2 separate regions of the Mus musculus genome follow, and region 2 is linked to region 1. A link is a loop called in an ENCODE intact Hi-C map of the cell type or tissue named here. Cell type or tissue: heart. All regions are shown on one strand. Links, peaks and the distances in the headings refer to the core of each region. The heading gives the core; the rest is flanking DNA.

Region 1 (8,329 bases), core at 302-8,301:
GTGGCCCAGTCCTGTCCCTCTGGAGCTACTGTGGAGACTAAGGCAGGAGGATTTCTGTTCAAGGGCTGGAAGTTCAAGGCTAGCCTAGGCAACAGAATGAGGCTGTCTCAAAATAGAAAATAAAAGTGGGGCGAGGCCAGTCAAATGGCTCAGCAGGTAAGAGTACATATCGCCAGTGCAGAGGACCTGGGTTCTGTTCACAGCATCTACATAGTGGCTCAAAACCATCCCATCACTCCAGTTCTGACCCACCCTGACCTGCTCCAGCACCAGGCACGCATGTGGTTCACACTCACGTGGAACCGAACACTCATACACATACAGTAAATTATGAATGAATGAATGAATGAATGAATGAATGAATGAATAAGGGTTGAGCTAGGAAGTGACCCAGTAGAAATCTTGTTTCAGCTGCTATTTTATTTTATTTTATTTAAAAAACCTGAAGGTTGGGCTGGTGAGATGGCTCAACAGGTAAGAGCACCCGACTGCTCTTCCAAAGGTCCTGAGTTCAAATCCCAGCAACCACATGGTGGCTCACAACCATCCGTAATGAGATCTGACTCCCTCTTCTGGTGTGTCTGAAGACAGCTACAGTGTACTTACATATAATAAATAAAAAAAAAAAAAAAAAAAAAAAACCTGAAGGTTTATTTTGTCTCATTCTTTTCAAGTTTCATGATTATTCTTGACTTTTTATGTGTATGGTGTTTTGTCTGCATGTATATCTGCAGACCAGGAGAGGCCATGGGACTAGAGTTATTGGTAGTTATGAGCAGTCATGTGGGTGCTGGTGATCAAACCCAGGTCCTCTAGAAGAGCAGAGCCGCCAGTGCTCTCCCCATCTCCCCAGCCCTCAGCCAATATCTTAAAACCTGGGCAGAGATTCTGTTGTGATAATGCACACCATTAATCTCAGTACCCTCAGAGGCAGGTGGAGCTCTGACTTCAAGGCCAGCCTTGGCTCCATCAGCTCAAGGGACTCCTCTAATTTACAGTACATATGTTGAGTGCACATTTACTAAGGACACTACAGGCCAGTCTAAGGTGAGATTCAGGGGTGATGGTATACACGTACCACTGTAATACATGCTGTTATGGTCACCACCAAATATCCTCAAGTGGAATTCCAGGGAACAGATGCCCCATCCATGAACATCTCACTTGTACTGCCTCTTGCTCCTTAGGTAGCTGCAGCAGGGGACATTGGGGCAACTGCAGTGGGTCAGGTGGGGCTTCCCGCTCGGCAGCACCACCACAGGCCTCCATCTCACTCTTGGGCCCTCCCGCCTGGCTCTCTAGAGTACATCCTAGAAAACCAGGGCCCAGTGTGCAAAACCTGTGAGGATGTACTCACTTTGTCTCCCTCCACCAGGTGAAAGTGATGCGGAGCCTGGACCACCCTAATGTGCTCAAGTTCATCGGAGTTCTGTACAAGGACAAGAAGCTGAATCTGCTGACCGAGTACATCGAGGGAGGCACACTCAAAGACTTCCTGCGCAGTGTGGTAAGCACGTGACCCCACAGTCAGGAAGAGCCTTGGTGGGTTATCAGAGGGACACCTGTGCTCATTACTCTGGAACCTTGAGGGTTAGAGGGACCTTGTTTGCCATCAGTGGTGTATACTGGGAGAGACTGGAATGGAGTCTAGACCAAAAGCTGGGAAGGACTCCTCTTATGGACATTCTCCTATCCTGCAGGACCCGTTCCCCTGGCAACAGAAGGTCAGGTTTGCCAAAGGCATCTCCTCTGGAATGGTGAGTCCTACCAGCAGTCTTGCGCATGTGTAGAGTGAGGTGCAGGGATTGCAGGCTGCTCTGGAAGACAAGAGACCCATCATGGGGGCTGGGACATTCAGCAGCTGCCTACTAAATTTCTTTCAGTACCAAGCTAGTAGTTGGCTAGCTCCTCTCTTTCAGTCAACAGTTCTATTCTCAAAGGACTCCAAATCTCTTTAACACCAAATGGCATGAACAAGGCAAACCATAGCTCAGTGTACCCTGACCTTTCTGTCAAAGAGGTGCTCAGGTGCAGTGGGACCTTACCTACCGAATATGAGGCGGGAAGGGGGGCAGTGTATTCTAGATGAGGTGGGAAGGGGGGCAGTGTATTCTAGATGAGGCGGGAAGGGGGGCAGTGTATTCTAGATGAGGCGGGAAGGGGGACATGTGTTCTAGGTGAGGCTGGAAGGGGGGACATGTGTTCTAGGTGAGGCTGGAAGGGGGACATGTGTTCTAGGTGAGGTGGGAAGGGGGGACATGTGTTCTAGGTGAGGTGGGAAGGGGGACATGTGTTCTAGGTGAGGTGGGAAGGGGGACATGTGTTCTAGGTGAGGCGGGAAGGAGGACATGTATTCTAGGTGAGGCGGGAAGGGGGACATGTGTTCTAGGTGAGGTGGGAAGGGGGGACATGTGTTCTAGGTGAGGCGGGAAGGGGGACATGTGTTCTAGGTGAGGTGGGAAGGGGGACATGTGTTCTAGGTGAGGCGGGAAGGAGGACATGTTTAGGTGAATGCTGAAGAATGAGCCAGTAGTAGACTAAAGTTCCTATTGGGTGCATTGTGGGAATGAGTCTAGCCATCCTCACAACTAGTGAAGCACAGTGCCTGCTGTGTGGAGCAGTCACTTCGCGGAGGGAGGGGCTGCACCCAGGATTGTGCTCATTCCTCCAGGAACCTCTGTTCACAGTGAAGAAGTGAGGTAGAAGAGGAAGGGCTGGGTCCTGGGCTTGCCAGGAGTTTGCCAGAGGTCACCCAGCTCTGTAAAGAGAAAGTGAGCCAGAGCTGTGCAGGCAGCGATGGCCAGCACAGGAGAAGATGGCTCTGCAAAGGGATGGCCCTGTGGGGGCTGGAACAGAAGCAACACACAGGGGTCTCAGGAAAGAGGGTACATGGGGGAGGTATGACAGCCTTTGAGGAGGGGTTGGCAGGCAGCCAGGCTGGGTTACAGCTATAGGAAAAACTCTGTGGGCCTAGGAACAGTGAAGTAGTACAGGGGGCTAGGAAGAGGGCAGTGTCACCTTCCCCATCTACGGGGAAAGGAAAGACTGAGAAAGTAAGCTCCTAAGAGTGACACGGGAATGTCTAGTAAAAATAGTTTAGAAATGGCTGGACAGGAAGAGGGAGGGGCTGAAGTACAGGCAGAGGAGGAGGGTGTGTCAGGGGAGGTGAGTCAGGAGGTCATTGCTTTCCCAAAGGGGCTAAAGCCTGACTCTGGAGGGGCCAGGGGGAGCAGTGTGTTTGAGGGTGCTCACTTTAGATTGCCTCAAGGATGGGAGACTCAGAGGCCAGTAGAGGTGGAGACAGTGGGAAAACCTGGGCAGGAACTGGCAGTTTTCTGTTGGTGTTAGGACACAAGCGTGGCTTGGGGGTGGGGATGGGAAGCTAAACAGGCTTGGCCTAGAAGACAGGAGTAGCTGGGACTGGGGGAGGGGCAGCAGGATGGGCGTGGCCTGGGCCAAGAGGCTCCATGGCTCCTGCTTCTGTTACAGGCCTATTTACACTCCATGTGCATCATCCACCGGGACCTGAACTCACACAACTGTCTCATCAAATTGGTACGTCCCACTGTGCTGGCCTGAGATGCCTGGGGCTATCCCTCTGGCTTCAGACCAAACACACCATCTATAGGATCTATTTTGGGCTTTCTGCTACCTTCAAGTGCCTTTTGCCATCCCCATCTTATGGAAGCTCTCAGATACACACATGCAGGAACAATTTCACCTCCCCAGGAGCAGCCCTTGAGGTGATTATTATTAGAAGGGATTAGCTCTCCTGTCTGGCAGGCAGGAGTCTGGGTGTGGATGGGGGCTGAATTCCTTGTCTGTGAAGAGCTCTTGCCTTGGAACAGGCCCCTAAAACAGTTTGCTGATCCCACTTTACAACGTGGACGGGCTGCAGGGTCTTTAATCCACATAGGTAGCATGGGGCCAGGGTTCCTCAGACAGCCCTTAGTTAGAGTTGTTCCAGCATTGTGTCTCCTGCCAGCTTCCCTCTACAGTAGTCCCTCTTCACACCACTGCCCCATAGCTCCTCCCTTTCCCTTACTGCCTTTGCCTGACCTTTTCTCTTAACCTATTCTGGCAACTACAAGTCCTTGTTAGGAACAAGACAAAGGGCTGAAGATAGACAAGAAATCCTAAGTCACCTGAAGTGCACTCTGCAGGTCACTTCCCTGAGGCTCCTCCCCCTTTAGTTTGGAATCTGTGGGCAGATACCAGACTGAAAGAAAAAACCAACAAAGGCCCAGCCACTGCCTCCCAGGAGAACTTTCTGGTGTGACTCTCCTCTCCTCTTCACTCCCCTTGAAGGTGGCCTCTCTTGCCTTTGCCTACACCCCAGGGACAGGTTAGAGAAGCCCCCCCCCCCCCACCGGGTCCTGACCTAGCCCTTGTCCTACTAGGACAAGACAGTGGTAGTAGCCGACTTTGGGCTGTCACGGCTTATAGTAGAAGAGAGGAAAAGGCCTCCAGTAGAGAAGGCCACCACCAAGAAACGCACCTTACGCAAGAGTGACCGCAAAAAGCGCTACACTGTGGTGGGAAACCCCTACTGGATGGCCCCCGAGATGCTGAATGGTAAGTTCAAAATCCATGGAGGGAAAAGAGCCAGAGGGAAGACAGAAGCCATGTCTTAAATTAGGTGCTGTAAGCTGGGGAGGCCTGTGACAGGGACAGGCACTCAGAGGAGGCCGATGATCTTTCAGGCTTGGCCAGGCCAGGCCTCATAAACTTTTAATCACAGCTGGGAAAGCAGCAAGCCATCCTGGGTGGCTGGTAAGCTCTAGGGATCTTTTGTCTCCAAATGGCCCAGGCTGTTCCGAGTTCTCTAGCCTTCGCCTTCCATCTCCAGATCAAGAGCTGAAGTATGGTGCCCCCTGGTGGATGCTGGCTAACCCTGGCTCATGGTCAGTCTAGATGATCCTGAACCTGGGTGTAGTTCTTTATGACACTCAGTCAGTGGCCACCCTGGGCACCTTTGGGGCTGCTGAAGCCCTAGTTCTTGGCTCTGCCACCTGAAAGCTGCTTCCCTCTCTTCCCCAAGGCAAGAGCTACGATGAGACGGTGGATGTCTTCTCTTTTGGGATCGTTCTCTGTGAGGTAAGCTCGGGCTCAGATACCCGAGGAGCCCTCCCTCCCTCCCTGAGATCTGGGTTTCTCTCTTACAAGTGAACAGTTTGCCACAAACTCAGTGGTTAGGCTGCAGCCCAGCCCAGTATCTCTCAAAGCCCTGAGTCACGTAGACACATTGAGAACCTTTTCTCACTCTTACAAAATTATAAGGGACAGGAGAGACACACGATGGTTAGAATAATTCAAGTATTTTTTACGAAGTAGCTTCCTTCAGTAGACTGCAATAGAATATCTGTCACCTATAGAAAATTAAGGTGATGGCAGCCAAAGGGTTTCAGACATCAGTCAAACCCAGTCCCTCCCCTTGTAGAGCCTTGACCCGGAACCTTGACCCGGTAGAGGACATAGCTGTAACGGGATATGGGCAGGGTAGGGTAAGTGGAAGCTTCTAGTTTTCAGGTACCAGTTACCAGCATTGCTTCTGCTGCAGGGAGGCCTCTTCTGAGCCCTCCTCAGTATCCGGACTCTAGAGAGGGGTCTAGATTAGCATGGGAAGGGAGGTGGGGCACAGGGCTGCCCCTCTAACTTGAGGTTTTGCTGCCCTGCGTATCTGTCTATAAGAGCAACCCTCCCTCCTGTCTCTGGCCTCTGTAGTCCTTCCTGACCATCCCTCTTTTTGCCTGCAGATCATTGGGCAGGTATATGCGGATCCTGATTGCCTGCCCCGCACACTGGACTTTGGCCTCAATGTTAAGCTTTTCTGGGAGAAGTTTGTCCCAACAGACTGTCCCCCAGCCTTCTTCCCCCTGGCTGCTATCTGCTGCAAACTAGAGCCTGAAAGCAGGTTGGTGTCTCACCTCTTCCTCCCACCTTACAGCACTCTGGCCCGAGACGCTTGCTTTAGATCAACCCCTGCCCTTCCCTGGATGAGCAGTTGAATCCTTGAGCGCCAGAGTAAACTGCTAAACCACTCAAGCCCCTGACATCTCCGACAGCCACATTAGGGAACAGGGGCAGCTCAGAAGCAAGGGGGCTGGACAAGATAGAAGAGCAGTGGGGTTTGGTTTTGTTTTGTTTTTAAAGAAAATCTGGGCACGGTGTGTGGATCCACAATAGAATGTGTGGAATGAATGGGGCCATGGGTTCAGTTCTCAGCTCTGGATGCTCACGTCTGTGTGTCCCTTCTCTCTGCAGACCGGCATTCTCAAAGCTGGAGGACTCGTTCGAGGCGCTCTCCCTGTTCTTGGGGGAGCTGGCCATCCCACTGCCAGCAGAGCTGGAAGACCTGGACCACACTGTGAGCATGGAGTATGGCCTAACCCGGGACTCGCCACCCTAGCCCTGGTCCCTCCCCCTGCAGGGGGACATTCCACAGCCAGCATTGCCCCCTCTGCACGCTGTCCTTGCTGTGAGCAGGACTGCCTAGGTTTCCTGTGGATTGAAGGCTTGCTTAGAGGCACAACAAGCCATCCCTACTACCTCCCCAGGAGGCACTTGGGTGCAGGGAAAAAAATTCTCCGCAAGTTTTGGGGGCCTAGTTTCTATCTGTAAATCCAACACTCACCTGAAAGCTGTGAAGAGGATAAAAGAGCCTGGATTATAGACCAAGAGTCTGTTACTCGGGACTACTTGGGACCTCTGTGGATTGAGATTCTGGGAGGCTGTAGCTTTACACTAATCAACATGATCTGGGCCTGCTGGGCAAGATGACGGAGTGAACTGGCCTGAGGGCTCTGGAGTCTGGCTCAGCAAGGTGCAGGACTTGAAGCGGTAGTATGAGTTACAGAAACGGGGAACCTTCAAAGCATGTGAAATGACAGTAGCGATTTCTCCTCCATCCCAGGCCATGCCCTTTGGAGCAGGTTTTAAAGAGTCTTAGTATGTGGTAAAACCTACAGAATCCAACAAAGGACTGGTCTCTGCTCACAGCCCAGGGACCACATCAGTGCATGGGGAGTTTCCACTTCAGCATCCTGTCTCAACAAGCAGTCACTCACAAAAACACCAAAGAAACTGGGGCTGCAAACAGGCCCTGCCCTCTAAAAGCCCTGTATCCAGGCTGGTGGGCTCAGTCAAAAGCTCAGCATGTTGCCTAACAGTACATGGGTTCTGGATGCCAGCCTGGTTTGCCTCAGACTTTGGGTCTAAGCAGAGAGAAGGGGGTCCCATCAATTTCTTTGCACCCTTGTGGCAGCTACTGCACATCCTCTAGAATGTCTGGGCCAGGCAGCAATGTGGGACAGGCATTGGTGGCTGCTGAGTCCCCAAACTGAGATAGGAAAAGAACACCCTGAGCTGGGCCTTGTAGATTCTACCTCTTTTTGTTGCTGGTCCAGCTTGCTTCCTGAGCCACACTCGAGGGCCATGGGCATGGGCAACTATGGGGGCACTTTCTACCCCTGGCTGCCAGGTGTCCAGGGACTCTGTAGCTCACCAAGGTTTGTCATCTAAGCGGGAGCTCACGCCATGTTTAACAAATTGGGAATGGGTTTGGTTATAAATACATGTGATGGGTTGTACTGGTGGGGGGATTCAGGAAGAGTGGTTGCTGTTATTAGCTTTTATCTCTGGGGTGATATGTGAGATATTTTGTACATAGACGAAATGAATTATGGGATGGGAAGTCTTTGGCCACTTTTCTTGCTGTGTAGACTGTACTTGCGTGTGGAGTTTGCACACTTGCTGCAGAGGGAATCCTGAACTCCCGATGGGCATGGTTCAGCGTCCTTGACTGAGTATGCTTGCACTGTCCCCAGCAAGTGTGGGAGTGGGGCCTGCACTAGGCCATGAAGCAGACTAAATAAATTAAGCAGTTAACATAGAGATGACAGAGAGTGCCAAAGTGACTTAGGGCCTGACTTAAACACGGAGGACAGGATGGATAATCACGGTCTGACCAGGGTTTGGTTCCCAGCACCCACGTGGTGGCTCTCTAACATCTGTACGTCCAGTTCTAGGGGTACTCTACCTCATCTCACCTCTGTGGGCTCCTGCACATACATGGTACACAGACATGCTCTGGGTACATAAATTCCCATTTTAAAGTGTTTTAAAGAAACATGGTCTGCTGGCCACTTTCATATAACTTACCAGGAAATTCTGTCTCAAGTTTAATCCCCTCACCTGGACAACAACCCTTCAGAGATCATATGCATCCACCGGAGCCCCTCTGAGGAGCAGCCGATGACCTCATCTTAGACCCGCAAAGCTATCAGGTTCTCAGCTGCTTACCCAGTCCTCAGGGGCCTTCTGCTTCCAA
Region 2 (8,329 bases), core at 115-8,114, 61 kb before region 1:
ATAAATAAATAAATAAATAAATATTTTTAAAGAAAGAAAGAAAGAAAGAAAGAAAGAAAGAAAGAAAGAAAAAAAAAAAACAAAACCCTGTCATGATGCTGGCTCAGTGTCTTAATGGAAAGGACCTGAATCACTCCTGTTGAGGTTAAAGTTCCATAAGTGCATAAAATTGTCAAGCCCAATGGCTTCACAAGATTCAACCCTGAGATGCACACGTGGGGAAGCAAATTTAGAAATAAAGCTCTCTACAGTGCTGGAAATGACAGCATGCCACACAGTAGCCACTAGCCATATGTGACTGTGAAGCACAGGGAATGTCACTAGTGGAGCGCTAGAGCAACTATATTTTTCCATTCCTATTCTATAATTCCATTTCATTTTTACTTTTTCCCCATCTTTACTTTTTATTTTTAAAAAAATTATTTTTTAATATGTGTGTATGTGTGTGTGCTGGGGCCTCAGGAGGCCAGAAGAGGTATCAGATTCCCTGGAACTGGACTTACAGTATAGTCTTCTAACCAGTGAGCCATTTCTCCAGCCACAATCCCAATCTTAGTTTAAACAGCCCCATCTAATATCATATAGCTCAGTGCAGATTTAGCCTAACTCATAAGGGTTGTAAAATGATATGATGAATGTTTTTAGGATTGAGAAGAATCAGGCATAAAATTGCAGAGACTATGGAACGATGTTGATTGTAGGACTAATGTGGTCTGCAATGGTCTGCGTGGTGTTTATGGAAGAGTCCCAGGTTGAGGGAGCAGGAGACAGCTGCAGGGTGAACTGTTTGAGTGTGGACCTGGCTTGGGTTTTATCTTGTAAGCAATGGGGAGCTATTCTGGGTGTTTAGCAAGGAACCAAGGAACAAGACCAGAAATGGTTTCGGACCTAAATCTGTCCATCTTTAGGGATAACTCAGGAGGGAAGGAGCCTGGAAGCCAAAGACTGGCTTAGCTTGAAGCCAGCACAAGTGGCAGTGGCAAAATCCTGGTGGGCACAAACAAGTGCCCTTAGGTGGCAGAACAAGAGCTGCTTTGCTTATTTGTTTTGGAACATGGCCGTGAAGCAGAGTTAGAGGAACATAGCTAGGTAGGCAGGGAAAGCTAAGGCAGGCTCCCTGAGATAGTAGCTGCTACTTCTTCCCAGAAGACTCTTCAAAGAGAAACTATGGGAAGGCACTGGGCTGCCTCCGTATCTAGACAGGACCAGTAGCAGAAAGGGAAGGACCTAGAGTGCCTGTAAAATACCCAAGCCAGCATATCTTGACTGTAAAAAGTGTTGCTTTAATCTGCAGCTGAGTCTTCTGTCTTTCTCAGTAGTTCAATTCTTTGTTCTTGACAGGGAGTAAACTAAGCAATCCCCTGTACAACCACTGTCACCCACATTGTGTTTCCTCCATAGTCCTCAGCCTAGCCCTGAACCAGTAGGCTCAATCTGTCCTCCTGTCTCTGCTTCCTAAGTATCTGGGAATACAGATGTGAGCTACCAAGACCAATCTGAGGTAGCTATAAGGTTCAAGTCTTCAAGAGCCTAAAGACTAGATTGTGATTCAACCAGTACAATCTAGTCTTGGGTACTAACTAGGTCTGATAACTAAATAAAGTAGTGAGGTGGGTGCTTTCTAGAAACCTAGCAGACACAGACCTTCTTCCTCTCTCAGCCTTGCTCGTTGCTCTTACAGTGTGGGAGAGATTCTGGGTGCACTTTGGAGTGCTGCCTCTGAGTGTTATCATTCCTCAGAGAACTGTTTCCCTCCTTTATATTATTTTTTTTGTTTTGTTTTTGCCTGAGTAGGAACCATTTATTCCTTACAGTTCTGGAAGCCGTAACACCAAGACCAGTCTACCAGTATGGCTGATTTCTGCTGATGGCTGGCTCGATGGCTGCCTGACATATAGCTGTCTTCTTGTTGTGTCTTCAGGAGGCAGAAGAAACAAGAATAAGACCTGTCTGGTGCCTCTTCCTCGAACACATTTGCCCCATTACAACAGCCTCGCCATGACCTCATATAACCCTGGTTACCTTGTAAAGCCCTCAGCTGCAGGGATACTTTGGGGAATAGGACTTCATCACAAGAGTCTAGGGAAGACAGTTCAGTTCACAATGGCATAATTTAATAGTTTTCTTTGAACTAGGCATGGTGATACACACTTTTCATCTTAGCACTTAGGAGGTCAGCTTGATCTACATAATTCTAAACCAGCCAAGGTTTCATACTGTCCCCCCCAAATTTTAATTAAAAAAACAAAACAAACTAACAAACAAATAAAAACCTACATGGTACTGGAGAAATGGCCCAGTGGTTAAGAGCACTGGCTGCTCTTCTAGGAGTCCTGAGTTCAATTCCCAGCAACCACATGGTAGCTCACAACCATCTGTAATGGGATCTGGTGCCCTCTTTTGGTGTGTCTGAGGCAGCAATAGTGTTCTCATATACATTACATAAATAAATAAATCTTAAAAAACAGATACAAATTACACATACTGCCCTTTAAACAGTGATTATAAGAGAGACAGGGTGGGAAGAAAAGGCAGTCAGCAAAAAGTGGGAGAAGGACAGATGTGGTGCTCAGTTGTGGAGGGAGGGACAGGAAGCAAGCAAGCCAGTCCCCATCCCTCTGTGCCCGGGAAAATACAGCAGGGCCTCTCTCTGCTAATCATTAAGTAGCTTGTCAGAAGAGCCCCAAGAATTCTTTCCTAATTCAGTATATAATCTAGTGTTCCCTACGCATCAGATATCTCCTCAGAGGGAAGCCAGCAGCTCAAGTGAGTTCCCAGGAAGGAAGTCAGGTACAGCCCCCTCCCTAGCACTTGTGCACCCTAGGTCATATGAAGGCGCCACGGAAGAAACATCTAACTAGCAGCCACTTTTGTTAACAAAAGGCCATGCAGGAAGACAGAGAATTGTGCTGTTTTGTTTACCTAAGTAGTAGAGCCAGAGGCAGCTGATGGGAGAGTTGGAGGCAGGATTGGTTTCCTTGGGCTCCATTCCTACCCATTTCCTGATCCTCTGGACTCTTTTCCCATGTACATAAATCTGATGGAGGGAAGTAACAATTGTCTAAAACCGAGTGTCATAGTTAGGGTTCTAATGCTGGGAAGAGACACTATGACCACAGCAACTCTTACAAAGGACAACATTTATTTGGGGCTGGCTTACAGGTTCAGAAGTTTAGTTCACTATCATCCCGGCCAGAAGCATGGCAGAATACAGGTAGACATGGCGATGGAGAAGGAGCTGAGAGTGCTGCGTCTTTTTTTTTTTTTTTTTTTTTTTTTAGACGGTTTCTCTGTATAGCCCCGGCTGTCCTGGAACTCACTCTGTAGTCCAGGCTGGCCTCGAACTCAGAAATCCACCTCCCTCTGCCTCCCAAGTGCTGGGATTAAAGGCGTGTGCCACCACTGTCCGGTTCTTTCTTGATTTTAGTCACAGAATAAGATAACTATGTTAGAACATCTAGATTTTGGTTTTTTTTTTTAAATAAACAATCTAGAGATGATTTAAAACAAGAATATCTCAGCACTCAAGAAGCTGAGGCAAGAGGCTGGCAAGTTCAATATCAGTCTGGCTGCATTTCAAGACCCTGTGGCAAAACAAAAGAAAAAATAAAGCATATGAAGATTGTGCGTGGATTATAGACAAAGTTTACGCCATTTTCTATGAGACTTGACCAACCAGGGACTTTATATAAGGAGTGGGAGTCCTGGACCCAAAATTCCAGGAACCCAGGTATTTGGCCTCCATAATCTGCTCTAGGGAGCCTCATTTCCATATTGCCTTTGACACGCAAAAGTGGTTTCTCTTAGCTTCTTCGTGTTCACATTGCTGATTACAAACTGGGAGTCAAAAGACCTGTGATACCTACCCACGCTCTGCACCTGAAGAGCAGAGCCATTTTCAAGTAGTGTAGAAGGGCAACTGGACTAACCTGAGCGCCGAGGGTCCCCTGTGTTGCGACCTCCAGCCTAAACTGAATCACCCTGGTCAATCCGAACGCCTCTAGAGGTCGCCAGTCGCCAGCAGGCGCCAGAGATGCGGCAGAGTTCGCGCGGGAGGCGGGACGGGGCAGGGCGGGTCGTTAACCTAAGTGGGAGGGGCTCCGGGGCGGGTCCCCGTGCCAGGTGCGGTTTGGTCCTCCCAGGGCGCCGTAGGCGGTGCATCCTTCCGGCTGCAGGGGCAGAGACAGCCTCTTCTCTAGACCGCAGGCGGGCGCGGACCTGAGGCGCTGCTGCCGGGTGGTCCTTCCTGTGTTGTCCGCGCCCTGGACCATGGCGGCGCTGGCGGGTAAGAAGGGCCCATTCCGTCCAGCCCGCCGCTCGCGGGTTTCTGGCTGTCTGGTTTTTCTTGGGTCCGGAATCCTCAGCGAGAGCCTGGCAGGGTGGGGAGGATCGAACACAATGGTTCCCTCGGGACTTGAAGGTCTTGGGACTCTGGAAGTCCGAGCGCAGTCGTTCTAAGACTGAGGGCTCCTTGCGGCCGGCGCGTGGGGCGAATTCCCGCGAGGTGGATCCTCGGATCTGCAGACCGGGCAAGTCTCCTGGCTAAGGAAGCCGAGGCACCTGAGATTCTGAAATATGGGAAGTACAGGGTCTTCCAGAGTTCAGGACTTGAGATTCCGAGTTATCCTGGGTTCTAGGTTTTCTGTAGACCCAAAGTTCTCGAAGGTGTCTTTGGACTCTGGGATTGGGAGGAGTGGTTCCTAGAGATAGAGTATGAGTGTGGAGTTTATGATGTGGATAGGAAGACATCCGACCGTTCTTCCTGAGGCTCAAAGACCTCTGCCTCCTGTGGAGAACAGCTTCAAGTCTTCCTAGAGACTAGTTGAGTCCTCGCGTAGTCTCTGATGCCAGCAGATTAATAGCTCCGCACCTTGAGGGGAAGAGTTGAGTGAAGGAAATTTCAGAATTGGCTTAGCTGGGCCTGTAAATCCCTTCACGAATCATCTTGCAGCTTCCTGCCCCGCGGCATCATGAACTTTCTGCCGCCTTATTCCCAGCCACCGGTGTGAGTGGCTCAGTTTCTGGGTCTACCAGGGTCGACTTCCAAAAGTTTTCTAGAAAGGCCAAGGGAGAATTTTAGGGGTGGGGGAGGGACTGAATATGTGCCTCCACTTCCTGGCTTTGGGCCGGTGGACAGTCACTTCCTCCATCCTGAATTCAAGGACCGGGCCGCCAGTGGGTCACTTCCTCACTACGGGAACATGGAATTTCAGACCTTATTGGTGATAATATGCTCTGGAGAAGGAAAGCATGGAGCGGAAATTCGTCTGTCTCTTCCCTTAATTTTTTTTCCTGGCTGGTAGTGGTGATTGCACACCTGTAATCCCAGACTAGACAGAGCCAGGAGAATTGCTTGGTCTGTGTGTGGCGTACTAACTAGGTCAACCTGGACGACAGAATACGATCCTGTCTCTAAATAAATAATTTTTTTAAAATTGAGTTGGATGGGATGTGGTTCACTTGGTAGAAGGCTTGCACAAAGCAAGGGGTTTCATCCCCAGCACTGCCTATACCTGCTGCATGCCTGCAATCCCAGGTCGAAGGAGAGTCAGAATTCAAAGTCATTCCTCTGATATGTAGGGAATTTGAGGCCAGCCTGGGTTACATGAGAGATACGGTCTTTCTTTTTTTCTTTTCAACGAGGCTGGAGAGGTGACTCAGGTTAAGGGTGTGCTGTTCTTGCAGAGGTCCCTTCTGGTTCCTGACACCCAACTCAGTGTCCTATTCCTCCAGCTCCAGAGGCTTCTTCAGCCCTCTGCAGGTCCCTGCAGTCCTGGAGCCCATGCACACTCACATACATAAATAAAGTCTGCTCTTAAAAATTAAACACGTGGCTTTAGAGTTCTTCAGTTCAACCGATTTCCAGTGACTTTTCATTTATTTATGTATTTATGTATTTTTGAGACAGGGTTTCTCCGTGTGGCCCTGGCTGTCCTGGATCTGCCAGCCTCTGCCTCCGAGTGATGGGATCAAAACTCTGCATCCCTGCACCCAGCCTGGTGACTTTTTCTAAGCACTATTGGTTCTCAGTTTTGAACCTTGATGATCAGGAATTTGTGCATGAGTTTAGTCATTTTTGATTTGTGTGTGTGTGTGGTGCTAAGGATCAGTCCAGGACCTCACGCTAGCTAGATGGGCACTCAACCACTGAGCGACATCCTCAGAACCTTTTAAACTTACTTTAATTTTAACTCATTTTTTTTAGATTACAAAACCTTCTTATATGTGTGTCTGCATGTCCACACATGTACCACGTGCATTGTACCACATGCATGCCTGGTGAGTGCAGAGGCCCGAAGGTCCTCTTGATCTGGAGTTACTGATGGGTATGAGCCACCATCTGGGTGCTGGGTGTTGAATCTGGTTCTCCACGAGAGCAATAATAACAACTAATGCTATTTTTTTTTAACGATTTATTTATTATATGTAAGTACACTGTAGCTGTTTTCAGACACATTAGAAGAGGGCACCAGATCTCATTGCGGATGGTTGTGAACCACCATGTGGTGGCTGGGATTTGCACTCAGGACCTCCGGAAGAGCAGTCAGTGCTCTTAACCGCTGAGTCATCTCTCCAGCCCAATTAATGCTATTCTTATTATTGTTATTATTATTATTGTTGTTGTTATTATCATTATTTATTAGGACAGCACCCCATTGTTAGTTGCTTAGACTGGTCCTGTACTCCTGGATTCAAGTACTTCCTCAATCTCCTGTATGGACATGTGTTCTGCACCTGGCTAACATGTCGGGTTTTTTTGTTTGTTTTTTGATAGGCAAGGATGGAACCTGAGGCCTTGCACATACCAGACATTACTACTGAGCTATATCCTCAGCCCTAGAAGTGTGACGCTTTTTGTTTTTTTCTTTTTGGTTGAGGAGACTTAGGACCTGAAGTAACTTGTTTACAGACTTTACAGGGTTAGGACTGAATCCATGGGGCTCAGACTTCATATTTTCCAGCCTCCCTTTAGTGCCTTGTCCTTCTTGGGTCACAAACAACAAAATAAGGTCGCTTGGCAAGTCAGAGAAGGAAGTGGGACTTGGAATTTACTTGTTCTGTTCAGACATGGTTCTCAGACACCTCAGATTCCTGTGTAACAGGAGAATCAACAACAAGGAAATCAAATATTTACCGTGTGCCTGTGATGTCTCTGGAGCTGGGCTGGGCCAAGTTTTACCTCTTACAAATTTTAAGAGACGCCATAGCCAGGAAAGATATTTGAGATTATGTGTAGTCTCCTTGTTTTACATTTGAAGAAACTGAGGCTCCAGGAGGAAAACAGGTTTGTCCAGGGTCAGAACCAGGACTAATGTAAGAGACAGGAGTTTGGAGGCATGTGTGGAGGCTGGGGGTTGGAGGTGTCTGGGGCTAGAACATACAAACCCTTAGAAAATACCTGTGGAGTGGCTGAGGGGGTGGCTCAGTTGGCAAAGTGCTGGGGGCATCAGGACCTGGGCTTCATCACCATATAAAAAGCCAGATATAGTGGCTCACGCTTGTAAGCCTCATGCTAGGCAGGTGGATCTCTAGGCTTGCTGGCTAGCCAGCCTAGCTGAGCTGGTTAGCCCCAGCATACAGGACTGCTGAGATGGTTGCTGAGCCTGAAGACCAGAGTCTGACCACCATAACCCAAGCTAACTTCTAAGTTCTCCTCTGGCACAGCCTTCCCCCTAATAAATAAATAGACAAACAAGGAAGTGTAAACCAAACCAAAGTGAATGGTTCCAGAGTCATGACACCCACGGCTGAGCCCACCTGCACCCTAACACATGAACCTGGGCACGCACACTAAAGTAGCCATGGGCATGAATAATCCAGGGTTTGTGCTTTTGGGAAACTTGCTGTCTAATTACAGTAATTAAGAAACAGAGATGAGGGCTGGTGAGATGGCTCAGTGGGTAAGAGCACCCGATTGCTCTTCTAAAGGTCCGGAGGTCCGGAGTTCAAATCCCAGCAACCACATGGTGGCTCACAACCATCTGTAACAAGATCTGACGTCCTCTTCTGGAGTGTCTGAAAGACAGCTACAGTGTACTTACATATAATAAATAAATAAATCTTTAAAAAAAAAAAAAAGAAACAGAGATGAGAGGCAGGCGGATTTCTGAGTTCAAGGCCAGCCTGGTCTACAGAGTGAGTTCCAGGACAGCCAGGGCTACACAGAGAAACCCTGTCTCTAAAAGAAAAAAAAAAAGAGAGAGACAGAGATGAAACCCCGTGTGATGGTGTATACCTTTAATCTCAGCACTTGGAAGGCAGAGGCAAATGGATCTGTACAGAGGAGGTTGGGGGGAGGAAAGAGAGAGAGATCTCCAGAGGACAGCCA

What was found. Peaks named below come from ENCODE experiments on the same cell type or tissue, not always from the same donor. Only the 100,000 strongest peaks of a DNase experiment are listed, where the experiment ranks them.
Region 2: it touches region 1 in a loop (6-fold over the local background); 18 of 42 quality-filtered maps call a loop at or near these places.

What each region holds. Positions count from the first base shown.
Region 1 is chr11:3,343,820-3,352,148 of GRCm38, reverse strand. It overlaps Limk2 (LIM motif-containing protein kinase 2), which reads left to right. Exons shown (of 16, transcript NM_010718.4): 10 at 1,376-1,507; 11 at 1,701-1,757; 12 at 3,490-3,555; 13 at 4,401-4,575; 14 at 5,042-5,097; 15 at 5,757-5,914; 16 at 6,265-8,329. The coding sequence ends at 6,409. Among named protein-coding and RNA genes, the nearest start is that of Gm12592, 17 kb to the right of the region's middle. In heart, for the core only: a CTCF peak has its summit at 4,876 (motif pointing left); DNase peaks (open chromatin) are centred at 3,428, 4,868, 5,598 and 6,998; H3K4me3 peaks cover 779 bases; H3K27ac peaks cover 2,378 bases.
Region 2 is chr11:3,405,002-3,413,330 of GRCm38, reverse strand. Limk2 (LIM motif-containing protein kinase 2) reads left to right here and starts at 4,093. Exons shown (of 16, transcript NM_010718.4): 1 at 4,093-4,285. The coding sequence starts at 4,270. Gm51879 (a long non-coding RNA gene) reads right to left here. Exons shown (of 2, transcript XR_003949624.1): 1 at 3,930-8,329; 2 at 1,780-3,584. In heart, for the core only: a CTCF peak has its summit at 3,997 (motif pointing right); DNase peaks (open chromatin) are centred at 4,150 and 5,060; H3K4me3 peaks cover 2,045 bases; H3K27ac peaks cover 1,642 bases.